Regions from separate parts of the Homo sapiens genome. Here region 2 is linked to region 1. A link is a contact called in ENCODE Hi-C or POLR2A ChIA-PET data. All regions are on one chromosome and are shown on one strand. Each heading gives the region's core, a stretch centred on a gene start or an enhancer-like site at or near the end of the contact. The rest is flanking DNA. Distances are from core to core; before and after follow the strand shown.

Region 1 (7,017 bases), core at 2,064-4,563:
AGCACTCATCCCAGGTTTGGCCAATGACAGCAGTCTAATTTGATATCATTTCTGATGCCTGTTGCCAGGACTATGCTTAATACATGTACAATATTTTCCACTGAAAGCTTAAGGGACATTTCAAGGTCATAGCAAGTCATTCACATAGCCAAGATCTCCGGATGTCTTCTCATTTTGTAGTGGGGAAAGAGATACCAACAGATAATTTCGGTGATACATTAAGGGCATACATTCATTCAACAAATATTCACTACTAGAAACCTGGTTCCGTGGTGGGTGTTCAGGATGGAATTATGAATGAAACAGTCATGATCTCTGGATGTCCCATGATGTTCTGAAAGGTGCAGCATGTGTGAGAGTGCACAGGAGGGCCATGTAAACTACCCTGGATATATGTTTGTGGGTATCCAGAAAGGCTTCCCAGAGAAAGAAACCAGCCTCCTAAATCTCTCTGAATCTATCCTCCTTTAATTTTCTTCCTCATCCTCACAGCTACTGTCTCAGTTCAGGCCCTCTTTATTTCACATCTGAATTACAGCAATAACTTTCCAACTGCACACCACCACACCCCTACTCTTACCCTATTTTTACCCAACTCACTCTTTACTAATGACAGAATGATTTTTTCTTAGAAACTTTTTTCTAAAGTATAATGTCCACCCATAAAAGTACATATGTAAGCATACAGTTTGATGAACTTCCATAACCAAACACACCCATTAACCAGAGCCTACATTAACAGTCAGCATTCCGCAGCCCCCCCGTGTCCCCATCCATATACTCACCCTCCTTATACGTAATAAAAATAAGAATTCATTTTAAAAATGAATATCGCTTCCTTCCTTTGTTAAAGCCTTCCAAGGACTTTCTCGACAGCCTGCAGGATAAACACCATCTCCTTCGCCAAACTATACCCTAGTAATTCCTCGCCTACTGCCCCAGTCTTCCCTCCCTGGCCTCTGCAGTGCTGCTCCCTCTGTGGCAACTAACACCTCAGCCCTCTTCCTCTGCATTGTAATGATTCCTAATTATTCCAGGAGCCACCTCCTCAAAGCCTTCCATGATCCCTTCCCTCCCCACTATCTGTTTCTCTCGTAGATTTTTGAAGGTAGAAACCGTGTTTTGCATTTGTTTCCCAATTTGTTAAATGAACAAGTGAGTAAATTTATTAATTTCCCATAACTCCTTTCCTCCCTTTCCTTCTCCTCTACCCTACCAATGGCTCTTTTAAAATAAGAACAATCCAGTCCCCTGTGAATGTTTGTGCATGTATGAGATGCACAATGATCACGTATGACCTTCAACCAGCAATTTGCGAAGTCACGACTGGTTTCCATTCATCCAGACACACCTTACTACCTAGTATCCCCTCCTCCCACATCAAATAAGGGTATAGTAGGGGCAGTTTGTGGTCTCAACCCTACCGAGGTAAGAGGGCACAAAGAAAATTGATATGCATGAGACCTCGGGCATTCTTCAGGTAAAAAGATGGCTTAATTGGAACATTCGGAGGCTTAAGAGAAAATCGGGAGTGGTGGAAGGAAGCAATCAAGCAGGGTAATATTTCCCAAATGCCTACCGGCCACGTGCCAGACACAATGTTAGGCTCTATCTGTGATGTCTTATTTAACTGAAGAGGGAGAAGAATGTGAATAAATGGCTGGATTCTTGAATTGCATAAAAAGAGAAGCCAATACACTTTTTCCTTTATTTCGTTTAAACAAGTAATTTGTGCATTTATAGCTTTTTCTTTTAATTAAAAGTAAGAGTGGAAAAAAGTCACTGAAATGTCTAATTTCAAATAAAATATTTGATTTCTAATTTCTGTTTTTCAAACAAACAAAAAACCCCAGAAGCATTATGAAAGGTTTTACTGTGCAGGAGGAAATGTTACTAGGTTGATGGGCCTAGCCAGAACACCTAACATCCTCCATCTAGTCTCCAAACTGAGGCTGTGGCCCTGCAGAGAGCGCCACCCGGAAGCCACTTTTATAGAAGCTTTTACACACAATGCTTGATTTTTTTTTTTTTTTTTCCGAGACGGAGTCTCGCTTTGTCGCCCAGGCTGGAGTGCAGTGGCGCGATCTGGGCTCACTGCAAGCTCCGCCTCCTGGGTTGACGCCATTCTCCTGCCTCAGCTTCCCGAGTAGCTGGGACTACAGGCGCCCGCCACCAAGCCTGGCTAATTTTTTTTTATTTTTAGTGGAGACAGAGTTTCACCGTGTTAGCCAGGATGGTCTCGATCTCCTGACCTCGGGATCCGCCCGCCTCGGCCTCCCAAAGTGCTGGGAGTATAGGCGTGAGCCACCGCGCCTGGCCTATACTTGATTTTTAATGAAAACATTCTTAAATTCATATGGCTAACGCAAATTTATTTTCTGTAGGCATAACATCAAAAACACCTGGCAGGATTGCCCCATTCCCAGCACTGTCTATTTCTCCCCTAGTATCAGTGGGACTCCACTGATGCACAGCTGTGATCTACTAAAACTTCTCTCAAAACTTTCTCCTCTCCTTAGGTCAGCAGCCCCGCCCCTGATCTATTTGGAAATCCCCTGAATAAAAGTTGAATATCATAAACCAAAGCGAACACCCAGAAATTCAAATTCAACCCGTAGGTAAAAAATTTCTCAAGTGACTGTAGACGTAGATGTCTCCAGTGTCGCCTAATAAGGTAGAAGAGGCCAGTGCGATACTGTCTTTACACCCTTAACTTGGGTGCTAGAATATTTATCTTCGTCATCATTTTATCATCCAAACTATTTTGCATAACTTTCATGGGTGCAGAAAATGTTTTTTAAGTGCTTGGTAAAATTAATAGTGATATTCATTCATTCATCTCACTGAACAGGCAATAAATTCCTTGACGACAAGGGCCTTGGGGGGGTCACATCTTCATCTTTGGTTTATGAGTCCTGTGCGTCTTGGTACAAGCAATACTACTATGAGCCGGCAAGTCAGACTTATTTGGTAGGGGACCAAAGGAAAGAACATGTTTTGATTGCTAAGAAAACATTTTGTTCTCTATCCTTTACTGGGCTGGCAGGCAAAGGAAATGTTCTTATGAGCACTCACATTGAAAACTTAAGTTCTTCACCAAATGCAGAGACTCTGAAGGCCACGCCGCTGCGGGCTGCCTCCACAATTCGACCGTCTCGGCGGGCCACGAGATCCTGGCCACGGATGCGGTGGCCGCGCCTCTGCTCGCACGTTCCCCCGGCCTCTGGACTCCCTCCCTCCCTCAATCCCTCCCTCCGGCGGGCGTCGCTGGCGGGTGGCTAGGCCCAACGGCAGGAAGCCGACGCTATCCTCCGTTCCGCGGCGCCGGGTCCGCCTTCCGTCTGTTCTAGGGCCTGCTCCTGCGCGGCAGCTGCTTTAGAAGGTCTCGAGCCTCCTGTACCTTCCCAGGGATGAACCGGGCCTTCCCTCTGGAAGGCGAGGGTTCGGGCCACAGTGAGCGAGGGCCAGGGCGGTGGGCGCGCGCAGAGGGAAACCGGATCAGTTGAGAGAGAATCAAGAGTAGCGGATGAGGCGCTTGTGGGGCGCGGCCCGGAAGCCCTCGGGCGCGGGCTGGGAGAAGGAGTGGGCGGAGGCGCCGCAGGAGGCTCCCGGGGCCTGGTCGGGCCGGCTGGGCCCCGGGCGCAGTGGAAGAAAGGGACGGGCGGTGCCCGGTTGGGCGTCCTGGCCAGCTCACCTTGCCCTGGCGGCTCGCCCCGCCCGGCACTTGGGAGGAGCAGGGCAGGGCCCGCGGCCTTTGCATTCTGGGACCGCCCCCTTCCATTCCCGGGCCAGCGGCGAGCGGCAGCGACGGCTGGAGCCGCAGCTACAGCATGAGAGCCGGTGCCGCTCCTCCACGCCTGCGGACGCGTGGCGAGCGGAGGCAGCGCTGCCTGTTCGCGCCATGGGGGCACCGTGGGGCTCGCCGACGGCGGCGGCGGGCGGGCGGCGCGGGTGGCGCCGAGGCCGGGGGCTGCCATGGACCGTCTGTGTGCTGGCGGCCGCCGGCTTGACGTGTACGGCGCTGATCACCTACGCTTGCTGGGGGCAGCTGCCGCCGCTGCCCTGGGCGTCGCCAACCCCGTCGCGACCGGTGGGCGTGCTGCTGTGGTGGGAGCCCTTCGGGGGGCGCGATAGCGCCCCGAGGCCGCCCCCTGACTGCCGGCTGCGCTTCAACATCAGCGGCTGCCGCCTGCTCACCGACCGCGCGTCCTACGGAGAGGCTCAGGCCGTGCTTTTCCACCACCGCGACCTCGTGAAGGGGCCCCCCGACTGGCCCCCGCCCTGGGGCATCCAGGCGCACACTGCCGAGGAGGTGGATCTGCGCGTGTTGGACTACGAGGAGGCAGCGGCGGCGGCAGAAGCCCTGGCGACCTCCAGCCCCAGGCCCCCGGGCCAGCGCTGGGTTTGGATGAACTTCGAGTCGCCCTCGCACTCCCCGGGGCTGCGAAGCCTGGCAAGTAACCTCTTCAACTGGACGCTCTCCTACCGGGCGGACTCGGACGTCTTTGTGCCTTATGGCTACCTCTACCCCAGAAGCCACCCCGGCGACCCGCCCTCAGGCCTGGCCCCGCCACTGTCCAGGAAACAGGGGCTGGTGGCATGGGTGGTGAGCCACTGGGACGAGCGCCAGGCCCGGGTCCGCTACTACCACCAACTGAGCCAACATGTGACCGTGGACGTGTTCGGCCGGGGCGGGCCGGGGCAGCCGGTGCCCGAAATTGGGCTCCTGCACACAGTGGCCCGCTACAAGTTCTACCTGGCTTTCGAGAACTCGCAGCACCTGGATTATATCACCGAGAAGCTCTGGCGCAACGCGTTGCTCGCTGGGGCGGTGCCGGTGGTGCTGGGCCCAGACCGTGCCAACTACGAGCGCTTTGTGCCCCGCGGCGCCTTCATCCACGTGGACGACTTCCCAAGTGCCTCCTCCCTGGCCTCGTACCTGCTTTTCCTCGACCGCAACCCCGCGGTCTATCGCCGCTACTTCCACTGGCGCCGGAGCTACGCTGTCCACATCACCTCCTTCTGGGACGAGCCTTGGTGCCGGGTGTGCCAGGCTGTACAGAGGGCTGGGGACCGGCCCAAGAGCATACGGAACTTGGCCAGCTGGTTCGAGCGGTGAAGCCGCGCTCCCCTGGAAGCGACCCAGGGGAGGCCAAGTTGTCAGCTTTTTGATCCTCTACTGTGCATCTCCTTGACTGCCGCATCATGGGAGTAAGTTCTTCAAACACCCATTTTTGCTCTATGGGAAAAAAACGATTTACCAATTAATATTACTCAGCACAGAGATGGGGGCCCGGTTTCCATATTTTTTGCACAGCTAGCAATTGGGCTCCCTTTGCTGCTGATGGGCATCATTGTTTAGGGGTGAAGGAGGGGGTTCTTCCTCACCTTGTAACCAGTGCAGAAATGAAATAGCTTAGCGGCAAGAAGCCGTTGAGGCGGTTTCCTGAATTTCCCCATCTGCCACAGGCCATATTTGTGGCCCGTGCAGCTTCCAAATCTCATACACAACTGTTCCCGATTCACGTTTTTCTGGACCAAGGTGAAGCAAATTTGTGGTTGTAGAAGGAGCCTTGTTGGTGGAGAGTGGAAGGACTGTGGCTGCAGGTGGGACTTTGTTGTTTGGATTCCTCACAGCCTTGGCTCCTGAGAAAGGTGAGGAGGGCAGTCCAAGAGGGGCCGCTGACTTCTTTCACAAGTACTATCTGTTCCCCTGTCCTGTGAATGGAAGCAAAGTGCTGGATTGTCCTTGGAGGAAACTTAAGATGAATACATGCGTGTACCTCACTTTACATAAGAAATGTATTCCTGAAAAGCTGCATTTAAATCAAGTCCCAAATTCATTGACTTAGGGGAGTTCAGTATTTAATGAAACCCTATGGAGAATTTATCCCTTTACAATGTGAATAGTCATCTCCTAATTTGTTTCTTCTGTCTTTATGTTTTTCTATAACCTGGATTTTTTAAATCATATTAAAATTACAGATGTGAAAATAAAGCAGAAGCAACCTTTTTCCCTCTTCCCAGAAAACCAGTCTGTGTTTACAGACAGAAGAGAAGGAAGCCATAGTGTCACTTCCACACAATTATTTATTTCATGTCTTTACTGGACCTGAAATTTAAACTGCAATGCCAGTCCTGCAGGAGTGCTGGCATTACCCTCTGCAGAACAGTGAAAGGTATTGCACTACATTATGGAATCATGCAAAAGGAAAAAAAGTTTCATGATATCTGTTGTTGGCAGTTTTTGTTTATCTCTGACAGTTTTTAGTTAAATGTTTAGATCCTCAGAACTACATTAGTGCCTACTATTAACTTACTCTGTCTCTTGTTAAAGGCTAAATCTGCGCTTCTCCCTGGTGCCAGCAGGTTCCCCTCACAGTCAATGCAGTGGTATAGCATATCCTCACATTTCTAGTGCCCTTGAGACTGTGCTATGGAACCAATCTTGAACATACATGCATTGACTTGACAAGTTACTGAGTAAGCAGCATATTCAGCAGGTGCCACTACATGCCTACTCTGCCAGACACTGAGCTTGGGGCCCTAGGGAAGATAGAGAATTATACAAGGCAAAGTCCTTCTCTTTAGGGCTCTTACAATCTATCACTTCCAAAAAGTAAATGGTGACTGATAAAACAATTGGCAGAACCTGTTTGATTACTGTGACAGTCTTAATGATACCATAAATCAATATTAGAAAGCTAGTTGACTTAAAGCCTGAAATAATGGGAGTTTTCTCCTCCACTTATTAGAATAAGGACCCTCAGTGACTAATTATTGTGGGTAGGGTCAAGATTAACTAGTTTTATACAGAGTTCTGCTGTAAATAGTCATTTTGCATTTGATTAGTGCAGTTCTCTGAATCATAAAGCAAGTTTTACCTCTCTGTACATGTTTTTGCAGACATACTTGAAAAGCTCACTTAAATCTAGGTGCTTCAATTCACTTTCTTGAGAGGACAAATGAAAAGCTGTGGAGAAAATGTCCTCATTAAAGTATTAAAGTGTGGGCAGA
Region 2 (6,872 bases), core at 407-2,906, 330 kb after region 1:
ATGAGTTTGCCTCTGACGTGTGGCTCCATGGGAGATAGGCAAAGTAATTAAGAAGTTACCAGAAATTGGTCGGCTGGGGAAATGCAAAAGTTAGCATTTCAGTAGTGAATTTCTCCTGGAACAAATGAGCAATTTTTCCTCTTTCTCTTAAGTAGTATACCCTTTTCTCACTTAGTAATTTAATGGTATATAAAGACATGTGTATAAGTGAGTGCATACATATGAGGTATGACTATAGGGTTGTTTGTGGGAATTTCTTTTCCTAACATACAGAAGATCAAAGTGTTCATCTCACCCCGCCCTCCTTAAAAGGTGTCTTTTGGGAGACTATGTGCTCATTGACTATAGTGCTGCCAAGTAAAAATATCTTGGGAACTCTTCTACTAGAATGGCCTTCAGGGCTTGGCATGTTCCTTTGGTTTACCCTTAGAGATGAGAAATCCTCCTCCTTTGAGGATGGATTTAAGTTCTGGAAATAATCTCAAGTGCTTGATAGCACAGTTGGATGAAAAAAGATGGCAATTAAGGTAAGTTACACCATTTTTGTTTCTAAAAAAATCCCTAAGAAATTTCTTGGAATGAGTCTTTGGCCTCAGAGCCTCTCAAAGTGTCCACTTCAAGGGGGGATCATCCTCATTAGCACACAGATTTTTAAAAATCAATTCTCTTGCCATGCCTCCTATGTGTTCACATCTCTGCATACACTACAGATATAAGTGCATAATCATTCATATAAACATCTGGTAGGTATTCTGTAAAACTGTGTTTACTTTAGTGCATGTTATTGTCATGTTATGATGTGACTGGGGTGTTTCTTTGTCATGAAACTTTGCTTCTTCACAGAATTAGAATACTGCTCTCTCTATATTGAACTACATATACAGCGTTTTCTTGTATCAGCCCCCAAAGTCTGGATGCCCGGTGTTGTGTTTACATGTGATTGTGCCTAGGAGTCTGTTCACATAGAGACACCTGTAAGTATTTATTACAAAACGGAATGTAAGCAAATATATCCACATTGGTTTTATTTGAATCAAGGTGTTTTTTTGTTTTTTGTTTTTTTTCCTTTTGAGGAGGAACAGGGAGCCTCCTCCTCCATGAGCACTTACAGAATTGTGTAAAATTCTGTGAAACAGTGGTAAGCATGGGCACCCGATTTCAGCTGTCCTGCTGCCGCTGCCCTCCAACCTGCTCTGTGTGTGTGTGTCGCTGTGCTTGGTGGCAGTGTGCCGTGCTCGTGCCGGCTCTTCCCAGCAGACTGGTATCTGGCTGTAACGTTTGACGTCTTCATATTGCCAGTCTGTATTGAGGGGTGATGTACATGGCCATACAGCCAAATGGGTCTGTGTACCAGTGTGGGGATTCCAAGAACACTGCCTGTCCCCCACAGCAAATATTGATGCTGTTGGTCAGCCAAAGATTTTCCTCTCCTTTGCTGCTTAAACTTGTGCCTTAATATTGTACATAATAAATGGATAAAATGGCAAAATGACTCTTTTCTCTCGCTTGCTCCTTTCTTCCTTAAAGAACTTATAAACTGATGCTCAATAAATGTTTCATTTCATTGTACCCCACTTAATGTTTTGCTTCAGAGGCCCTCGGCTCCCCCCTTGTGGGCCTCACGCTGACACCAACACGCAGCTCTTGACTCTGAGGAGGAAATGAATCATCCAGACCATCGCAGCTTGCAGCCCGCCCACTCCTGGCTCCTCCAGACAAATAAGGAGAAAGGAAACGCAGGGAGACTGTGTGCCTGGGTGTCCACTTTGATCACATGTGAGTGTCCACTTTTGAGGTTCCTTAGTTCAGAGCCTGCAAATGATCACTGTAAACTGGCTCTGTCTCAGGAATTCACCCAGGCAGCCTGGAGTCAGCCATGGCTCTCTGAGCCTGAGGATGGAAATGGGAGATGGGAGCTGTTTTGTCAGTGTCTTGGGGTCACAGGAGAAGAAAGCGGGACTTTGGTGGGAAGGAGTCACACGGTAAATGGGCGAAATCCAGGCCAGGAGCCTCAGAGACTGAAGCAGAACAGAGTAAGACTCATGAGAATCTCCACATGAAGGCCCCTCCCCTGGGATCACTGTGTTTAAGAGAGAGTGGTTCCTGCTGTTTATTCTCTGGTCATGCCTTTTCAGCGAAAGCCTGTCTCCTCACCCACCCCCAGCCCTAGCATAGGAAAAGCTTCCTTGATGTGAGCTCTGGGGGAGTGTGAAGGATGCATCTCTAGCCCCCGAGTAATCATCAGTGTGATTTATATGCATTATCTTCTTCAGTCACAACAACCTCGTCATCATCCCCACTTTAAACCCCAGGAGACTGAAACTCAAACAACCCTGGGCAAGTAATGTGCAAAAGATGGCAGGGTGGGGATTTGAACCCAGGTCTACCTGTTGCAGAGTCAAGGGACTTGCATGTGCAAGTTGGGTGGATGCTGGGAGGCAGGAGGCTCATGCTCCTGTCTGCCTGGCTTCTTGTCTGTCCTGCTTCTACCCCGAGGACTCCTCTGCAGGGAGCGCCATCTGTGTGCGTGTGCAAATATGACTCAATTCACGTAAAGATGCACTCTTGCAGCTCCCCAGTCTCTACCTGTCAGGATGACTCCAGGAAGACAGCTGGAGTACTGCATTTGTGTTTAGGGTTTGTATGACCCTTCCGAGTTGTCACCTTCCCACGCTGATCCCACATGTGTACATCATGCGAGCCACCCCCTGAGCTCTGACCTTTCTCTTGGCCCCTTGTACACCCCAGGAGAGAAGTTCTCAATCCCAGCAGTTCTTTGTAGTCATTCCAAGTGGTACACGTCTGTGCCCTGAAGGAACACTGGCCTCCATTCTGACATCTGGGCTGGGGCCTCAGGAACCACAAGAGATAGCAATGTGTTTTAAGTTGCGCAGGCCCATCGTGATAAGGAATTAGGTCACAAATGGGAAATAAATCAGAAGCAATGAAATTCCTTTCTTAAAGTTCTGTGTTGTCAAAATAAAAGAAGCTTTCTGTCATAAAAAAATGTCATTATGGTTTACTGTTTCTGTTGCCTTTTTATCAAGCATGACAGGGTATCTTTGATGTGCTTCCTTTATCTGCCTCTGTTCCTGGCAGGTAGACATCCCGAGACCATTCCAAGTGAGCCAGGACTCCCTCTCTTGGTGAGTCTATCATCCTCAAAGTTCCTCTCTTTTTAGAATATTGAGAGATATATAGGTAATTTTTTAAATTGAATCTGGAGTTTATGGGAACCTGGGAAGCCCTCCATATCTGATGTGGAGTTCTATCAAAGGGTAACTCTCCCCAAGTTTTTGGAGACTCATAATGTGTATACAGATAATATAAGGATCATAGACTACATCGTTGAGTGCTTTGGAGTATAGTAATATGAATTATAGTCCTATTGTTAGAAACTAACAGTGCCTAACTTTGTGTCCTGATGGGTTTTGCCTCTCTGAATGTGCAAGGGAGGCAGGATCTAAGTTTTATTGAATTGGCTTTGGAATAATATTTCATCTTAAGAACCCCAGAGGTAGGTATTATGGGACATTATTACCCCTGCACGTCAAATGAGGAAACAGACTCAAGAGAAGTGAGGTGTGCACTTGGGCTCTGCAGTAGAAGCCAGGCCTGCTCATTTCTAAAGCTTTTGTTCTCTCTCTGCACTGAATTGTTGCCTTTGACTTTAGTTGTGTGTTTTTGTTTTTTTTTATGGTTTGCTTGTGTTTGTTTTTAATCGCTCTAAAGAGAATTGGTAAGCAGATGGCTAACTGAAAAAACATTATTGAGGCCCTTGTTGGAAATGTGACTTTTTTTTCGGCCAAAGTCATATACCGGACAGAAAGTCTGGATCAGTAGCTCTGGTCCGTGAGATGTATACTTAATCTTTACCTGCTAGATTTTGTTTACTAACATTCACCTGGTAGGTAGCATGGTGGAGAAGGGACCAACAGGCAGAAGCTGTGTCAGGTCTGCACAGGGGCTGGGGACCTGCTCTTGGTTTTCCCCAGGTACCTTGTGAAGCCACAGAACTTGTGGCCCAGGAGTGCTGAGTGTAAAATGGAAGTGTCTGTGAGTCTAATGAAATTCTTGATTGTACCTGACAGGCATCTATGCCTGGTTTCCCGATCACCTGAACCTTGGTGCCTTCCCTTCCATATACATGGCTCTGCTTCTGCCCCATCTACTCAGTCATCTCTGCTAGGGTCCCCAGTCACCTTGGGCTCCTCCCCCACTCTCTCCTTTAGCTAGTTGGTCACCTGTTCCTGCCTACTTCACCCTCCCATGTTGCTTCTGTACTTTTATTTTCTCCATCCCCATGGCCTTAGTTCAAGACTTCATCTCTCTCATGGACAATTACAGTAGCCTTCTGCCTACTGTCTCATCCTACTCTATTCTTGACAAGGACACCAGAGAAACAAGAGTAATAATGACATTGATTCATTGTCATTATGCACCCAACCTCCCGTGAGCCTTTCCCATATTAGCACATTGAATTCTTACAATCACTGTTATTATAGTTCCATTGTACTGATGGAGAAACTAAGAAGTAGGGAATTTAAGCCTCTTGCCCAAAGTCCTAGAGCTTGTGAGTGCAGGGCTGGGATCCAAGCCCAGATAGACTGGCTCCAGAGCCTCCAGACCACACTGTTCTTCCCCAACCCGAGTTTCTAGAGGGATGTCTGATAATGTCACTCTTTTGAGGGAAATTGCCACAGCACTATTAGCCCCCTGTGGCCTTCAGGATAAAGCTGTGGCATTCATGCCCTGCACAGTCTGACCCCTGCCCTCTTCCCTGACTAGTTTCTCTCCACTTCCCTTTCCACCCCTACCTTCAAGTTGCTCTAGGAACCACACTGTGTCCATAATCTACTTTGTGTGTTTCCATTTCTGCACCTATCCGTGGGGTCCCTGGGATTGGGATGCCTCTGGGATTGCGATGTCCATCTGTCCAATCTAACTCATTCTTCAAGGTGAGGCTCAAATGTCACTTTTCTCAGGAAGGTATTTCCCGTCACCAGGGTCAAAATTAATTGCTCCTCTTCCATTATTAGCTGAGTCACCTGGAGAAAGTTGTTGAACTTCTGAAAACTTCTTCTTTGCAAGATGTCATGGAGCAAGTACCATGTCTGTTTTTTCATTAATGTGAATCAGGCACCTAATGCAGTTGCTGGCATACCACAGGTGCTTGAGTGTTGACTGAATGAGTCAACCCTTGAGTGTTGACTGAATGAGTCAAGGATTTAATGAGAGAAGAGTTGTAATGTATCTAAAATGACAGTGCTGTGCATCATAGCATCCATCCAGCTCTTGCCCCAAGCCGTCTCCTGTTATAGTGAACTACGTACACAAGTGTCTGTCAGCTCATCTGTTTGGGGTAGGAACCCCGACTTGTACCTAGAGTAGATGCTCATTAAAAGTTAAACCGACTGTGAATTCTCCCAAGCTTCTTATTGCATATGTTCAGTGACTGTTGTCAGGGGAACTGGAAGCAGAGATCCTTAAGTAAAATTTTATTTAAAAATTACTGTGCAAGTAATGCTATTTGTTTTTAAAAACAATCAAATGAGAATACAGAGGAGAATACGAAGAAGCCACTACCTCCTCTAAATTGCTGCATGTAGCCATTCTGTTAAGTCTGGAGGATTTCCTTCTAGGCTCCTCTACAGATATGTACAACCAAATAAATAGATATGAGTGAATGAATATAAGACCATGCTACTCATACAACTAGGTTTTTTTCATTCAACAGTAGGTCATAGACAGGTTTCCTAGGCAGCACGTGTAGATCTCTCTTATTGTGGTTTATGGTGGTATGTGTTCCTTTGTGTGGAGGAAGGGGAGTTTACTGAAACCTGAGGGTGCTCCTGCACCACCACCCAGCTCCGCAGAGCATTTCCCCAGCAATAAGGGAGAGCTAAGAGCATGGGGAATCTGGGGAGATGTTTTCTCTCCTAAGAAAGAGGCCAAAACTTGCAATATATAAGTCAGGCCTGGCCAAATGCTGGCCCTGTGTTCCTCCAGTGCATCAAAATGTTTCCATTCGCCTGTCCAGGCACTAAAAAAATTGATGATTTTCATGATGACATTGGGATCCCAAGGACTCAACAGCACCATGGCCCCAGCTTGATGGCTCAGCCCAGTCTGGCCTGGAATGCCCTGTTTCCATCCAGAAACCCTCTTTCAGCTCTCTGAGGGGCTGATTTTTCCATCCAGTGCCCTACCCTTTGGCCTAGAGAACACATTTTCCTGGCATAATTCGACTCAGCCCTAGTCCAGTCTGACTTTGTTCAGTGAGTTGATGACATTGATCCTTCCCTTGTCCCTGGCACTTCCATTTTGCAGAGCATCTATCAGAGTTTTACAAATATTTAGCTTTAGGAATAGCCTGTAAAAAGAAGCCCAGTTTATGATTCACTCATCAGGTTACTACTAAAAATTAATTATGTGCCCAGCATGCTTCAGATCTTGGGGGGAAGCCAGATAATACAGAATGCCATGGTGATCCTGCCCTGAAGGTAGACGAGGGGCAGGGAAGTGGACTGATTTCCTACTGTGCGCCAAGCATTTTATGTCATCCGTGGCATTTGGTCCTCATAACAGCAAGGACAGTGAGATTCAGAGAGGCTAAGAAGATTACCAAGGTCTACACTTACCCAAGTAAGCAGCAGGGTGGCATTTGAGCCCAGGCCTGGATGACTTTAAAAGTCAGGACGTTTCCACAGCATCATGCAACCTCCATGTTCAAGTCTAATTGAGGTCACAAGTATGATAAACAATTTGATCTTTGTCCTTGTTGGAGGATGTACACCAGGATCTCTGGACATATCTATCAAGCCCCCGCCACCCTCGGCATTTGGAGGGAAATTGGCTGATGGTACCCTGCC

The links. Hi-C counts contacts between places; a loop is a spot of excess contacts on that map. ChIA-PET counts read pairs that join two places held with the same protein, here RNA polymerase II (POLR2A). Pooled maps may share reads with other maps.
Region 2: a pooled map shows a loop between it and region 1 (8-fold over the local background). The contact joins the enhancer-like site here to the promoter of FUT4 in region 1. A Hi-C loop is called at or near these places in 1 of 168 maps with a recorded cell type or tissue (PC-3) and 8 of 50 pooled maps. POLR2A ChIA-PET finds 5 or more read pairs at or near these places in 1 of 52 experiments (H1).

The regions. Positions count from the first base shown.
Region 1 is chr11:94,540,608-94,547,624 of GRCh38, forward strand. It overlaps FUT4 (fucosyltransferase 4), which reads left to right and starts at 3,314. Exons shown (of 1, transcript NM_002033.4): 1 at 3,314-7,017. The coding sequence starts at 3,527. The coding sequence ends at 5,119. It overlaps PIWIL4-AS1 (PIWIL4 antisense RNA 1), which reads right to left. Exons shown (of 5, transcript NR_135093.1): 5 at 4,725-5,239. RefSeq lists a silencer at 3,502-4,071 and an enhancer at 4,891-5,565.
Region 2 is chr11:94,875,180-94,882,051 of GRCh38, forward strand. It overlaps AMOTL1 (angiomotin like 1), which reads left to right. Exons shown (of 13, transcript NM_130847.3): 13 at 1-1,569. Among named protein-coding and RNA genes, the nearest start is that of CWC15, 95 kb to the right of the region's middle. RefSeq lists an enhancer at 1,245-1,756. Within about 2 kb of position 1,657, at least 15 of the 41 ENCODE cell types and tissues checked have a DNase peak (open chromatin) inside an H3K27ac peak, as active enhancers do.